2 separate regions of the Mus musculus genome follow, and region 2 is linked to region 1. Evidence: chromatin loops called from intact Hi-C (ENCODE). Cell type or tissue: heart. All regions are shown on one strand. Links, peaks and the distances in the headings refer to the core of each region. The heading gives the core; the rest is flanking DNA. Region 1 overlaps Alox12 (arachidonate 12-lipoxygenase). Region 2 holds the start of Tm4sf5 (transmembrane 4 superfamily member 5).

Region 1 (5,000 bases), core at 1-5,000:
TAAAACTCTCAGCTTCTGCACCATGCCTGCCTGGATGCTGCCGTGTTTTTCCTCCATGATAATGGACAGAACCTTGGAAAGTGTAAGCCAGCCCCAATTAAATGTTGTCCTCCTGAGTTGCCTTGGCCATGGTATCTGTTCACAGCCGTAAAACCCTATCTAAGACAGTAGTCTTGAGTATGAAAGGGACCTCAAAGCCAGAGTCGGGGAGACCCTATGTTTAGATAACCCATGAAGGGCTAGTTCTTTCAGTAGGTAAAGGCAGAAACAGATAGAAGCTGACTAGAAGTAGAGGTTGCACCCTCACTGCTGGTAGAGATTGAGGGCCAGATTAACCAGAGAAACCTGAACTCCAAGGATTAGGGCACTGAACTCAGAGTTGAGCATGCAGAGATCGTTGAGATGGCACCCAGAAATGACCTTGCAGTCTGGCAGATGTGCAGCATGCCAGAAGCCTCTGTGTGTGGACAGCAGCAGGCAGGAGGAAAACGGACAGCCATGGTCAGACCCGAGGGCTTTGGGGCAGGGTGATGTTTCCCATTTATGTCTTCAGGCAGGGAACCATGACTGCAGGACATAAACCTCAGTAGGGACCAGGCAGATCTCACTGGCTGTGGCTCTGTACTGGTTGAGCCGCGTGCTATGGCATGTTAGGGACATGACAGACAGGCATGAGTGATGGGCGGGTCTCTTTATGAGGATAACCTGGGTATAGAGGTTGCTCCTGGGTGTTTGGAGGCATGGCAGATGCTTTCATGAATAGAAGGGAAGGTGTGATTGGGGAGTTCCTCCCCTGAGGTCCGGGGAAGGCTCTCTGTCTGGGCACTGTCTCTGGGACAGATCTTACCTCTGTCCTGGGCATGGCACAGCCCCACTTCAGTGATCTCCCGACACCAGGCCTGCAGCTCTGGGTCTCCCCTCACAATATCATCACTCTGGTAGAAGAGATGGACCATCCCCTTCACATACCTGCCCAGAGAAGGAAGCAGAGCTGAGAGCAGAAGGCTCCTGCCTCTCACCTCTGCACCCCGTGTTTATAGCCACCTCTCATCTGGCTCTCACTGTGCCTGGGCCAAATCCTACCAGATTTGTGTTTTGAGGTTTTAATTCTCATTTAAATATTCAATTAGTTTATTACAGTATTGGGGTCAAAATGAAGGCCTTACTCATACTGAAGAAGTATCCTGTGATGGAGTTACAGCCCAGGGCTCCCAGGGCTCCCAGGGCTTGTATACATTGATGGAAGGATGAGATAAAAGTAGTTCTACAAATCTTCACCTGACTGCTAGTCACTCTTATTTTATTTTTTATTTGTTGTTTTTTGTTTTTTGTTGTTTTTTTTTTGTTTTTTGTTTTTTTTTAGAGACAGGGTTTCTCTGTATAGCCCTGGCTGTCCTGGAACTCACTTTGTAGACCAGGCTGGCCTCAAACTCAGAAATTCACCTGATTCTGCCTCCCAAGTGCTGGGATTAAAGGCGTGTGTGCCTGGCTGCTAGTCACTCCTAACAAAACCCTGACTCCTGCAGATCCCCAAGCCTCCCCTCTGACAGCCCCGCCCTCATCTGGGTTCCGCCCCTACTTCTAGGGTCTTTGTTGTTTTCTTTTTTAAAGATTTATTTATTTATGAGTACACTGTAGCTGTCTTCAGACACACCATTGGATCTCATTACGGATGGTTGTGAGCCAACATGTGGTTGCTGGGAATTGAACTCAGGAGCTCTGGAAGAGCAGTTAGTGCTCTTACCCGCTGAGCCATCTCTCCAGCCCCTAGTCTCTTTGTTTTTAAACCTTACAACTGACTCCACCTGGTCCTTAAATTTCTCTCTCTGGGGAGATGCTTTTTGCCCCCACGCAGATTCCATCCATTTCCCTCTCACTCACCTGGCAGTGACTTCCCAGAGCTGTAAAGCATCCCGAGCATAGAGAGCACTTGGGATTCTCAGCAGGCCTCGGTTAGCCAGATCATCAGGAGGACAGAGGGAGTGGTAAGTCAGCTGAGCCACTGCCCGAGTAAGCAACTGAACATGGCCGCCTCCACCTGTGCTCACTACCTGGGGTGAGAGAGTTAAGTCTCAATGGGTGGAAGCCGGGGTAGAGAACCAGGGCTGTGGGGGCTCCGAGGTGGGGTGTCCAGATTTACAGTCATGTATATGGAGGGACAGGACTCATAGGCCAGGGCTTGAGATTTCATGGACATTAGTCTGGCATCCCCAAGTGTTCAGACAATCAACAGGTACCTCCCTTACCTGATCAAATATTCCTCCATCTGAGATGAGCTGGGTCCGGCTTCGCGTGTTAATTTCCATAGTGTAACGGATGTGTGGAACGAGGAGCTGGGTGGAGATTAAAGGGGGCTGTACTTGAGACCTTTGTTGGACCTGACACCAAGGTGACCCCCGACACCAAGCATAATGTCCTCCTGTCTGTCCTCTGGGTGCTTTCATTCAGGCTGAACACTTTGACAGGCTTGTCTCTTGCTTCTCTGATCATTCATTCATACTCACTAAACTCCACAGGAGTTGTCCTCTGGAGCCAGTAGTGACCAGGATTTCAACCCACACCTTATAGTAACTCACGCACTTGGCCAAGAGAATTCTGTCTCATCTGCAATATCCTCATCTACCAACAGGGGGCAGCAATGGGCTCTTATCTAGGGGAGCTGTAGCAATGTGTGTGACTATGTAGGTGATCTGTGAAGTGTTTGTCCACATAAAGGATCCCCCATTAGTAGCTGTTATTCATTCCCTTCCACCTTGAGTGAGCGTGTTTCTTAGGGGCCCTCAGCCACTTTTGATTGTCTTATATTCTATCATTTATATCGCATAGCTTAAATTAGCCTGTATATTCCTTACCAAAACTGTACCGCCAGTCTTTGGTTATATGACTCTTGGGTTTCTTCATGAGTGCCTGAGGGGGAGTGTGTATGAAGCTGCCTGCTTACACAGCAGAGGTGTGGCCACCCATCCTGTCCCTGGCCCTCTCTTCTCCATGGCTTACAAAACTCCACCTCATTCTCATATGCTTCCTTCTGTCGTCGTCGTCTTCTTCTTCTTCTTCTTCTTCTTCTTCTTCTTCTTCTTCTTCTTCTTCTTCTTCTTCTTCTCCTTCTTCTCCTTCTTCTCCTTCTCCTCCTCCTCCTCCTCCTCCCCCTCCTCCTCCTGCTCCTCTTCCCCCTCCTCCTCCTGCTCCTCTTCCTCCTCCTCCTCCTTCTAATTATCACAGATAATATCATGCTTCATCTAATCTTGGTGCTTATTTGAATTGCTTATGCCAAACATAGGAGTGACTCCTTGCTCTCTCTTGACTTTGAGATATCAGAGCAGTTCCCATTGGTCTGAGATTATTTGGAAAATTCACATGAGAGTCGGAATGACATAGATCAACCCAAGTCCACATGAGGAGAAAAGACGCCTGGAAACAACCCCTAACAACAATTACTAGAACTCTTTGGATAGCATTTAGTATGTGTCACATTATAATTTATGTCATTTATCCTTTAACACAACTACCAGAGACCTGACATCATTTAAAAATGGGCACATCTAGGCTGGAGATGTAGCTCAGTTGGCAAAATGCTTGGATAGGTTCAATTCCCAGCACCCCATAAGCTGGGTGTGGTGATGCACACCTCTAATCCAAGCATGTGGGAAACGACACAGGAGGACCAGAGAAGTTTAAGGAAATTTTTGATTATAGAGAGTTTGAGGCCAGCCTGGGCTATCTGAGCCCGCTGTTCCAAAAGCGAAACAAAACAATAAAAGTGGACATTTGGAATATACCCAGGTAAGGTTTGAAATGTAGACTCTGACAGTCACAAAATCCGTAAAGTGAACAGTAAGGAAGCCCTTGGGACATTTGCACATCTAGCCCTCCTCTGTGTCCTGTGACGTGAAGCCCTTTGCCATGGGATGTAGTTGTTAGGATGGGTGGAAACAAGAGGAGGCTGAGCCAGAAAGGAAAATGTCATGTGTGAATAGAGGCTTTAACTATACACATCGACTAGAGACACAGATGCAGGTGGCCTCATGCAGTAAATAAAATCCAAGATACTATTAATCAGACTGTATTACCCAAGGGGATAATTTCAGAGGAGTCACAACTATATTGGCCAGGCCTGGGCAGTCAGATGGCAGCACCCAGCTGGAGCGATTTAATTGCTCTTGCACGAGCCTCACTTGGATACCCCACCAACGCTTTACACACCATGCGGCTAAAAACCAGACACCTCCTTTGTCCCTTGAACTAGGTCTGACATTCACATTCTTTAAGAAGCTTTCACCAATTGTGTGATCTCTGGCATATTCTCTACGTGTGACATGTCATCAGGGTTTTTCAGATCTTTTCATTTTTATTATTGTTTTATTTGCTTGCGAGTGTGTGTGTGTGGACATGGGTGTCAAGGTGCCCATGTGGAAGCCAGAGGAAGTTGATTCCCTCCCCTCTCTCTCTCTCTCTCTCTCTCTCTCTCTCTCTCCCACCCATCACACTGATGTGCCACTACATTTGGATTTTGCACAGGTGCTGGGGATCCAAACTCAGGTTCCCCACGCTTGAGCAGTAAGCATTTTATCCACTAGCCACCTCCTCTATCCACAGTTGGTTCATAGCCACTTGTCTTCATGGCTAAATACTAAATCTTCTAAGGTAGGAATAAAATCCCCTCCACTCCCATCTGACAATATTTCGGCAATGTTGTAAGCCCATTGTGAGACTGCCAGATATTTGAGAACTTCAGAGATCCCACTTATAATTTTCCCCAAAAGACGTTAAAGGACTCAGCTCGATTAAAATAAATTCCAAGGTGTTGATACAGCTTTCTGTTCCAGCTTCTCACTCACAGATTGCTAGGAGGATTTTTGATGTTGTATCTACCTCCTTTGAGTTGGGGGAGTGGTAGAGACAGGTGGATTCCAGGGACTTGCTGGCCAGCCAGTCTAGACAAAATGGTGAACTCCAGGTCCAATTAGATATTCTTATCTTCAAATAGCTCATTTGTGACG
Region 2 (7,518 bases), core at 1,424-6,423, 260 kb after region 1:
TTCCAACAGGCTGGCCTTCTCCCACAATGACAACAGGTTACCAGAACATTCAGCACCTCAACGAAACCAGAACTTCTTTGGTCTCAGAATAAGAACAAAACCAAGTGAAAATGGGAGCTAAGCATTGTGACACATACCTTTAATCCCAACACTCAAGAGGCAGAGGCAGGTGCCGGGCATGGTGGCGCACGCCTTTAATCCTAGCACTCGGGAGGCAGAGGTAGGTGGATTTCTGAGTTCGAGGCCAGCCTGGTCTACAAAGTGAGTTCCAGGACAGCCAGGGCTACACAGAGAAACCCTGTCTCGGAAAAAAAAAAAAGAGAGAGAGAGAGAAAGAAAAGAAAAATGAGTCGGGGGCAGGTGAATCTTTGTGAGTTTGAAGCCAGCCTGGTGTCCATAGCAAGTCCCAGGCCATCTGTGTCTACATACTAAGACTCTGCCAAGAAGAAGGAGGAGGAGGACAAATGAAGAAAGAAAGAAAGAAAGAAAGAAAGAAAGAAAGAAAGAAAGAAAGAAAGAAAGAAAGAAGGAAAGAAGAGAGTGTGAGAGAAAGAGAGAAAGAAAAGGAAGAAAAAGCAAAAGAAAGAAAAAAAGCAAGCCCCCACTGTTAAATCACCTGTAATATCAATCCTATGGGATCTAATTTCCTCCTTTAGCTTTTGCAGACCTGAGGCACACAAGTGCTTCACAGATATGCATGTGGGCAAAATACTCACACACATAAAACTGAAATTAAATAGAAAGAAAATGGGACCATCTTGGCTCATATAGCCATCACTGTATCACCAGAGACAGAGTCCACTCTGAGAAACAGAAAAGGGCGCGCAGAAACAAAATTTAAGAGCTGGGCAGTGGTGGCACATACCTTTAATCCCAGCACTCAGGAGGCAGAGGCAGGTGAATCTCTGAGTTCAAGGCCAGGCTGGTCTACAAAGTGAGTTCCAGGACAGCCGGGGCTATACAGAGAACCCTGTCTCGAAAAAAAAAAAACAAAAAAACAAAAAAACAAAAAAAAAGGCAAAATGGAGACTGAATACAAAATGGCTGCAGTTATGTTAAAAGGAGCAGGCCTCAACATGGAGAAAAGGGTTTGTTCAACTTACACTTCCAGATCATAGTCCACCATTGGGGGAATCAGGACTGAAACTCAAGCAGGGCTGGAACCTGGAAGCAGAAGCTTATACACAGGCCACAGGGATGCTTACTGGCTTGCTTCTCATGGCTTGCTCAGCCTGCTTTTCGAGACAGGGTTTCTCTGTGTAGCCCTAGATGTCCTGGAACTCACTCTGTAGACCAGGCTGGCCTCAAACTCAGAAATCCGCCTGCCTCTGCATTCCAAGTGCTGGGATTAAAGGCCTGAGCCACCACTGCCCACTGCTTTTTTTTTTTTTTTTTTAAATAGAACCTGGGATCATCAGCCCAGAGGCGGCACAACCCACCAACAGCTGGGCCCTGCCCCACGATCACTAATTGAGACAATGGATCTCATGGAGGTCTTTTCTCAACTCCTTTCTCTGTGATGTCTCTAACTTGTGTCAATGTAACACACAAAACCATCTAGTACACCCAGGTGGATCTCAAACACACTTTTTCTGAATAGCTCAGTTACTGGGGTGAGCCCTGCCTGACTCCACTGTAGTCTTTTTACTTTCTTTACAGAAAAAGACCTCTCCCTGTGGGACAGAAATCATGGGGCCACCGTACATCTGTCCCACACTTCCTCATTGACAAGGCTTTCTAACCCATCGAATCCTTACAACAGCTCTCTGGGCAAGTGGCTTCAGCCAACCTTTTCCACAGATGGTAACAACTGAGACTTCCAGGGGTGATGGGTTCAGTTGAGTCTTCAAGTAGACAAGGAGGGGCTGTACAAAGGTGTACACAGACCAAGGAGGAAGACGCTGACCCCAGTCACCTTCCCTTGTACAATCAGCTCCCGCAGCGCCTACTGCCACACCCCTCTCTTCACCTCTCCAGCTGCAGCCCCTCCACTTCCTCAGGGCCTCTCTCTTATCATTGCGAGTCTACCAGCCACTCCTCTCCTCAGACCTTTGCTCCAAGCCTCCCACCTGTTTAACTCCGGAGCCTGGCACTTCCTTCCCTGCTCACGTTCACTCCGCTCCTGCCTGTTTGGAAGCCTCAGACATGTGTACTGGAAAGTGTGCGCGCTGCCTGGGGCTCTCCCTCATCCCTCTCTCCCTGGTCTGCATCGTGGCCAACGCCCTCCTGCTGGTACCTGATGGGAAGACCACCTGGACGGACGGCAACCTCAGCTTGCAAGTTTGGCTCATGGGTGGCTTCATTGGAGGGGGCCTGATGGTGAGAATGCTGGAGCGCTAGCCAGGGACCTGGGTACCGAGCTAAGGGACCAGGGATGGAACCGAGAAGAAAAGAGGGGAAAGGACTCGTTTGGCTCTGGATGAAATGGCAAGGGTCTGATGGGGATTAGGGGTCTGTCCATCAGCTCACATATAGTGACCATTCTGTAGAGGGTCCTGGAGGAGCCATAGGGTCCTGAGTTGAGTGTCTGAGGAATGTGGGAAAGGAAGGACTTCTCTACTAGGTGGGAGTAAGTTCTCTGTGCCTCTCCTTGCCTCTACTACTGAACATATGCAAAAAACAAAAAACAAAAAAACACCTCATTATGAGGATAAAGGCTAGTTGTGTGGGAAGTTTCAGGGCAGTGTCATAACGGGCAAGGGTGGGTGCCCAGAGCAACCTCTGCAGCCCAGGTTGATATCTCAGATTAGACACTCCACCAGCCAACTCCATGCTTGCTTTCCCTCTCTTCCATAGCTGTTCCTTCTCAGCCTGTCTGCTAGGATCCCCAGTCTGTACTAAGTTAAGTGCTCAGAATACAATTCTGGACCCAGGTTGTCGGTATTTTAGAGTAAATGTCCCAGTCTTCCTGCAGACTAGGGAGAGAAGAGCCAGGTGTGATAGTGCACGCCCTTGGTCCCAGCAATCCAGAAACAGAGGCAATTGAATCTCCGAGGCTAGCCTGGTCTACTGAGGAAGTTTCAGGGCTACACAGAAAAACCCTTACTTGAAAAAGAAAAAAAAAAAAAGTGAGGAAAAGAAAACCACAAATATTCTATCTAGATTTTCCCCATCTTCCAACTCTCTTCCATTTAGAGAACTTTCTTTTTCATTTTTTTACTTTTTGTTTGTTTATTTAGAAACAACATCCTGATAGTATATCAAGCCAGCGGGGAATCATTTTATAACCCAGTCTGAACTTGAAGTCTTCCTGCCTGAACCTTTCACATACATGCCTGACCATTTGGGGGAACTTTTGACTGGTTAACCCAGTGTAGCATGGGATAAAGACAGAGATCGACCTAGCACGGTTTCCCACCTTTAGCACAACTTGCTTGCTGTTGAACTTCTCTGGGAGAAGTTGCACTTTGGTCCCCTCTGCTGGCCACATTGTTATTAGCTGAATGGAGATACCGCTCCCATAGCAACTCCCTTCCCTTGCCCTCTGACATCCTGTTTTCTACTCTGCCTCCTTTTTTTAAAATATAGCAGCATCAGGCCTTTATTTATTTATTTATTTACAGATGGTTGTGAGCCACCATGTGGTTGCTGGGATTTGAACTCCGGACCTTCGGAAGAGCAGTCGGGTGCTCTTACCCACTGAGCCATCTCACCAGCCCCTCTACTCTGCCTCCTGCATGGATTCTGGTGGTATTTTTTTATTGTTTCAGTTTTGCATTTTTTTTTTTTTTGACACAAGATCTCACAGGTGACTGACTTAGAAGTCACTATGTAGACCAGGCTGGCCTTGAGTTCACAGAGATCCACCTGCAGAGGCAGATGTGTGCCACTATCCCCTACACGGTTTTTGTGGTTATTGTTGCTGCTGTTTGTCTTGTTTTGTTTTGTTTTGTTTTGTTTTGTTCCGAGAAGGTTTCACATCATCCTTGCCTTGAGCTCACTGTGCAGCTGAGGGTAGACTTGAACCCAGAAAGCCACTTCCCTCCTAAATGCTGGGACTGCAGCCGTACATCGCTGGCCCAACTTTTTTTTTTTTTTCCTTTTTGGTTTTTAAGACAAGGTCACATGAAACCCAGTATGTCTTGAACTGACTCTGTAACCAAGGATGAGCTTAAAGCCCCAGAATTGTGAGCAAACAAAACCGCACCTGGCTCTCAGCTGTCTGAAGACTACAGGAGAACTGAGAGTTTAAGCCAGCCTATGTAAGAGGCAGCACAGAGACCCTTCCTTTAAAAGAGAAGAGTGGGCTGGAGAGATGGCTCAGCGGTTAAGAGCCCTGACTGCTCTTCCAGAGGTCCTGAGTTTAAATCCTAGCAACCACACGGTGGCTCACAACCGTCCGTAATGAGATCTGATGCCTTCTTCTGGTGTGTCTGAAGACAGCTACAGTGTACTTGTATATAATAACTAATTTGTTTTTAAAAAGGAGAAGAGTGCTAAAGAGATGGCTAGTGGTTAACAGCACATGCAGCTGCCAGATGTGGTGGCTCACACCTTTAATCCCAGGCCAGCTGAGGCTACACAGTGGGACTCTAGCTAAAAAAAAAAAAAAAAAGGAAGGCAATTTTAGTTGTCTGCACAGGTGACATCACTAGAAAGGCAAGAAGGTGGCATGTTGTCCTTAGATCTGTCATGAGGCAGAAAGGAGAGAACATTGAGAAATTGGTTGAACTAAGCAGATCTTTCTCTCAGGTGGCAACTGATGATCGGACTAAAACTTTCAGTCCCTTCCTTGGAGAAGAACAAAATACTGCCTCTCGTCCTGTGCATATTGGCCAACACTTGTTTTTTCTTGAGCAGGTCAGCTGTGGAGGCCAGGCCTAGTGCCATATGCGTATGCCTCCCTGCATGCAGGAGGTCAAAGCAGAAGGATCTGGTGTTCAAATCCTTCCTGGGTGCTAGACAGTGTAAACTGTGTGTGTGTGTGTGTTTGGGGGGGGGGGGCAGGGAAGAAGATAAGAGGAGAGGAAAGAAGGAAAAATGGAGAAAGTGGTGGGGCTCAGGGGTTGCTGGGAGACAGCCGGGTTTAGTGACATGCCTGTAATTCAAGCACTTTGGAGGTAGAGGATCATGGATTAATGCCTGCTTTGGCTGTAGTAGACCTTGTCTCAAAATAAGTTAATGAAATTTAAGAGAAAAGTGGACTGGAGATGGACTCCATGATAGTACAGTTGCCTACCATGCACAAAGCCCTTGGGCTCATCAAGCCTTAGAATAAAACAAAAGAACAAAAAAGCCAGCTATGAAATTCCATGGATACAAGACAAGTAAAGAATGTGACATAGTGGGACTAAGGTACAAGGGCAAGGGCTGTCGGGATACATGAGGTTGGAGGCAGAGTAAGGGAGTCTCAAATGCCTTGTGAGTTCAGTCTTTGTGAGTCTTACCATGTAGTCCATGATAGCCTAGAACTTGCTATGTAGCCCAGGCTAGCCTCAGTTCCCTCCCCCACCCCACCCCCACACACATCAGCCTAGGACATCTTTGAAGATACCTCAAAGGAACTGAGCAGATAAAAGAACTTATATTAAGTTAATCAAATGCTAGCATGTGTGATGGAATCTGGAATGACATGAAACTAGAGTGTGGAGGCAGAGGACATCTTCCTCCTGGAAGGGGAGTAGGGACTGAGTGCATAGAGTTTAAAAGGACTAAGAGATTTAGATGCTACTGAGGAAAAGTATAGAGCACTTGAAGTTAGCCCTTGTATAGGAGGGTCAAAATCTCCCAGCCTAGGTAAATTGACGGATATTTTTTCACTGAAGAAGACAAGAAAAGACAAAGAGCAAATTAATTTGGGGTCTCTTATGAGGTTCACATGAGGCTTGCTGAGGCTGTTGAAACTAAGACATTCAAAATGAGCACCTCCTTCAGGCAGTTTAATATGGCTGTCTGGGTGCCTGGACGTGACTATTAGCAGGTGAGTGGTTACCTGGGTGGGTGTGAGCTTCATAATAAAGGTCACAAAGGAGAAAAGGACCCAAAGACTGACTCTTAGGAAACCCTGAGATCCAAGAGTCTCTGTGCAGATCCTTACACAGTCGACCACCAAGCCTGTTCATCGCGCCTTCTAACAGCACAATCCTATGGTACTGTTGAAGGTGTGTGTCAGCATGGGACACTCTCTCTGACCCAGCCATGACAAAACCGTCTGCTGTCTCATTAAACGCTGAGAGTGGTCTTCTGAGATAGGTCTTGCAGATCCACTTTACCAGTGGCAAAGCTGGCACCCTGAGAAAGTAGTCAATTCATAGAGAGGATGAAGGTCCTGACTCCCTTTCAGGTAGGAACCTACCATGCTGCAAGCATTTGTGCAGAATACATATTGCCCCCTGTCACCCAAACGTTTGATGGCCTTCTGTCTAAGATAGCTGTAGTATATTAAACCCAACCCTCCAGGAAACTATAATCTGGATCGAGATAAGGCAGGCATAGAAATAAATATACTTTAAGGTCGAGTCCAACAGTGATTCGGGAAAGTATAGATAAGATTGTACAGTCCAAAGGGCTGAGGGCATCATGGGCAGCTTCCCTAGATGGACAATGAAGCAAGTCCGGCCTTGAGGACCTAGGAGAACTGCTAACATCAACTCTCTCTCATCCCACAGGTGCTGTGTCCAGGAATTGCAGCGGTCCGGGCAGGGGGAAAGGGCTGCTGCGGTGCAGGTTGCTGTGGCAACCGCTGCAGGGTAAGAATCAAAATCACAAGTTTAGGCCTTGGTTTCTGATCCCTTCCCCCACAGAACCGGAAGCACTGTCTAAAGGCAGCCTCTAGGAGGTCTCAGGTGCCACTTCCCTCCCAATCATGGGTCTCAAATGAACCCCACCAGAGGGGGCTAACAAGCCCCTTGAACCTCCACGGTAGATGGCTTTTATGATTCATTTGACTTCAAATCCAAGGTTTAAAGACAAATGTATTTTCAGGCAGGCTGAGCAGGGGCGGGGTAGTATGCGGGAGGCACTGGGCACGGGTGTCTGTCTGAGGGAGGAGGCGGGCCTACTCTTCTTACCTTTCCATGCCCCGTCTAGATGCTGCGCTCCGTCTTCTCCTCCGCCTTTGGGGTGCTTGGCGCCATCTACTGCCTGTCAGTGGCGGGAGCTGGGCTCCGAATTGGACCCAAATGCTTAATAGACAACAAGTGGGACTACCACTTCCAAGAAACAGAGTAAGTCCTACTTTGCATTTGTATCCCCCGTTCTGTGCCTCTCCTCACCTGCTCTCTTACTACCTGGTCCAGAAACAGTGGACCAGACTGAACTCCTAGAGAGTTCCTTCCAAATAGCCCATCCAGCCCTTTACAGATCTTAGTAGATCCTTGCACTGGTTGGTGGTAGAGCCTGCTGTGTAAGCAGTTTCTCTTAAATGACCCCGTCCATCCACAGAGGCGCTTACTTGCGAAATGACACTCTTTGGAATTTGTGTGAGGCGCCACCTCACGTGGTACCCTGGAATGTGACACTCTTCTCAATCCTGGTGGTCGCATCAAGTCTGGAACTTGTGCTGTGTGGAATTCAGCT

Evidence for each region. Peaks named below come from ENCODE experiments on the same cell type or tissue, not always from the same donor. Only the 100,000 strongest peaks of a DNase experiment are listed, where the experiment ranks them.
Region 2: it touches region 1 in a loop (2.0-fold over the local background); 4 of 42 quality-filtered maps call a loop at or near these places.

The regions. Positions count from the first base shown.
Region 1 is chr11:70,245,014-70,250,013 of GRCm38, forward strand. It overlaps Alox12 (arachidonate 12-lipoxygenase), which reads right to left. Exons shown (of 14, transcript NM_007440.5): 9 at 2,247-2,333; 10 at 1,882-2,051; 11 at 848-969. All of the region lies in intron 1 of Gm40191 (a long non-coding RNA gene), which reads left to right. Among named protein-coding and RNA genes, the nearest start is that of Rnasek, 7.7 kb to the left of the region's middle. In heart, for the core only: a CTCF peak has its summit at 2,625 (motif pointing right); no DNase peak of the experiment used is centred there; H3K27me3 peaks cover 971 bases.
Region 2 is chr11:70,503,186-70,510,703 of GRCm38, forward strand. Tm4sf5 (transmembrane 4 superfamily member 5) reads left to right here and starts at 2,089. Exons shown (of 5, transcript NM_029360.3): 1 at 2,089-2,319; 2 at 6,609-6,689; 3 at 7,030-7,166; 4 at 7,384-7,518. The coding sequence starts at 2,146. In heart, for the core only: CTCF peaks have their summits at 3,428 (motif pointing left) and 3,631; a DNase peak (open chromatin) is centred at 3,426; H3K4me3 peaks cover 408 bases; H3K27ac peaks cover 388 bases; H3K27me3 peaks cover 2,144 bases.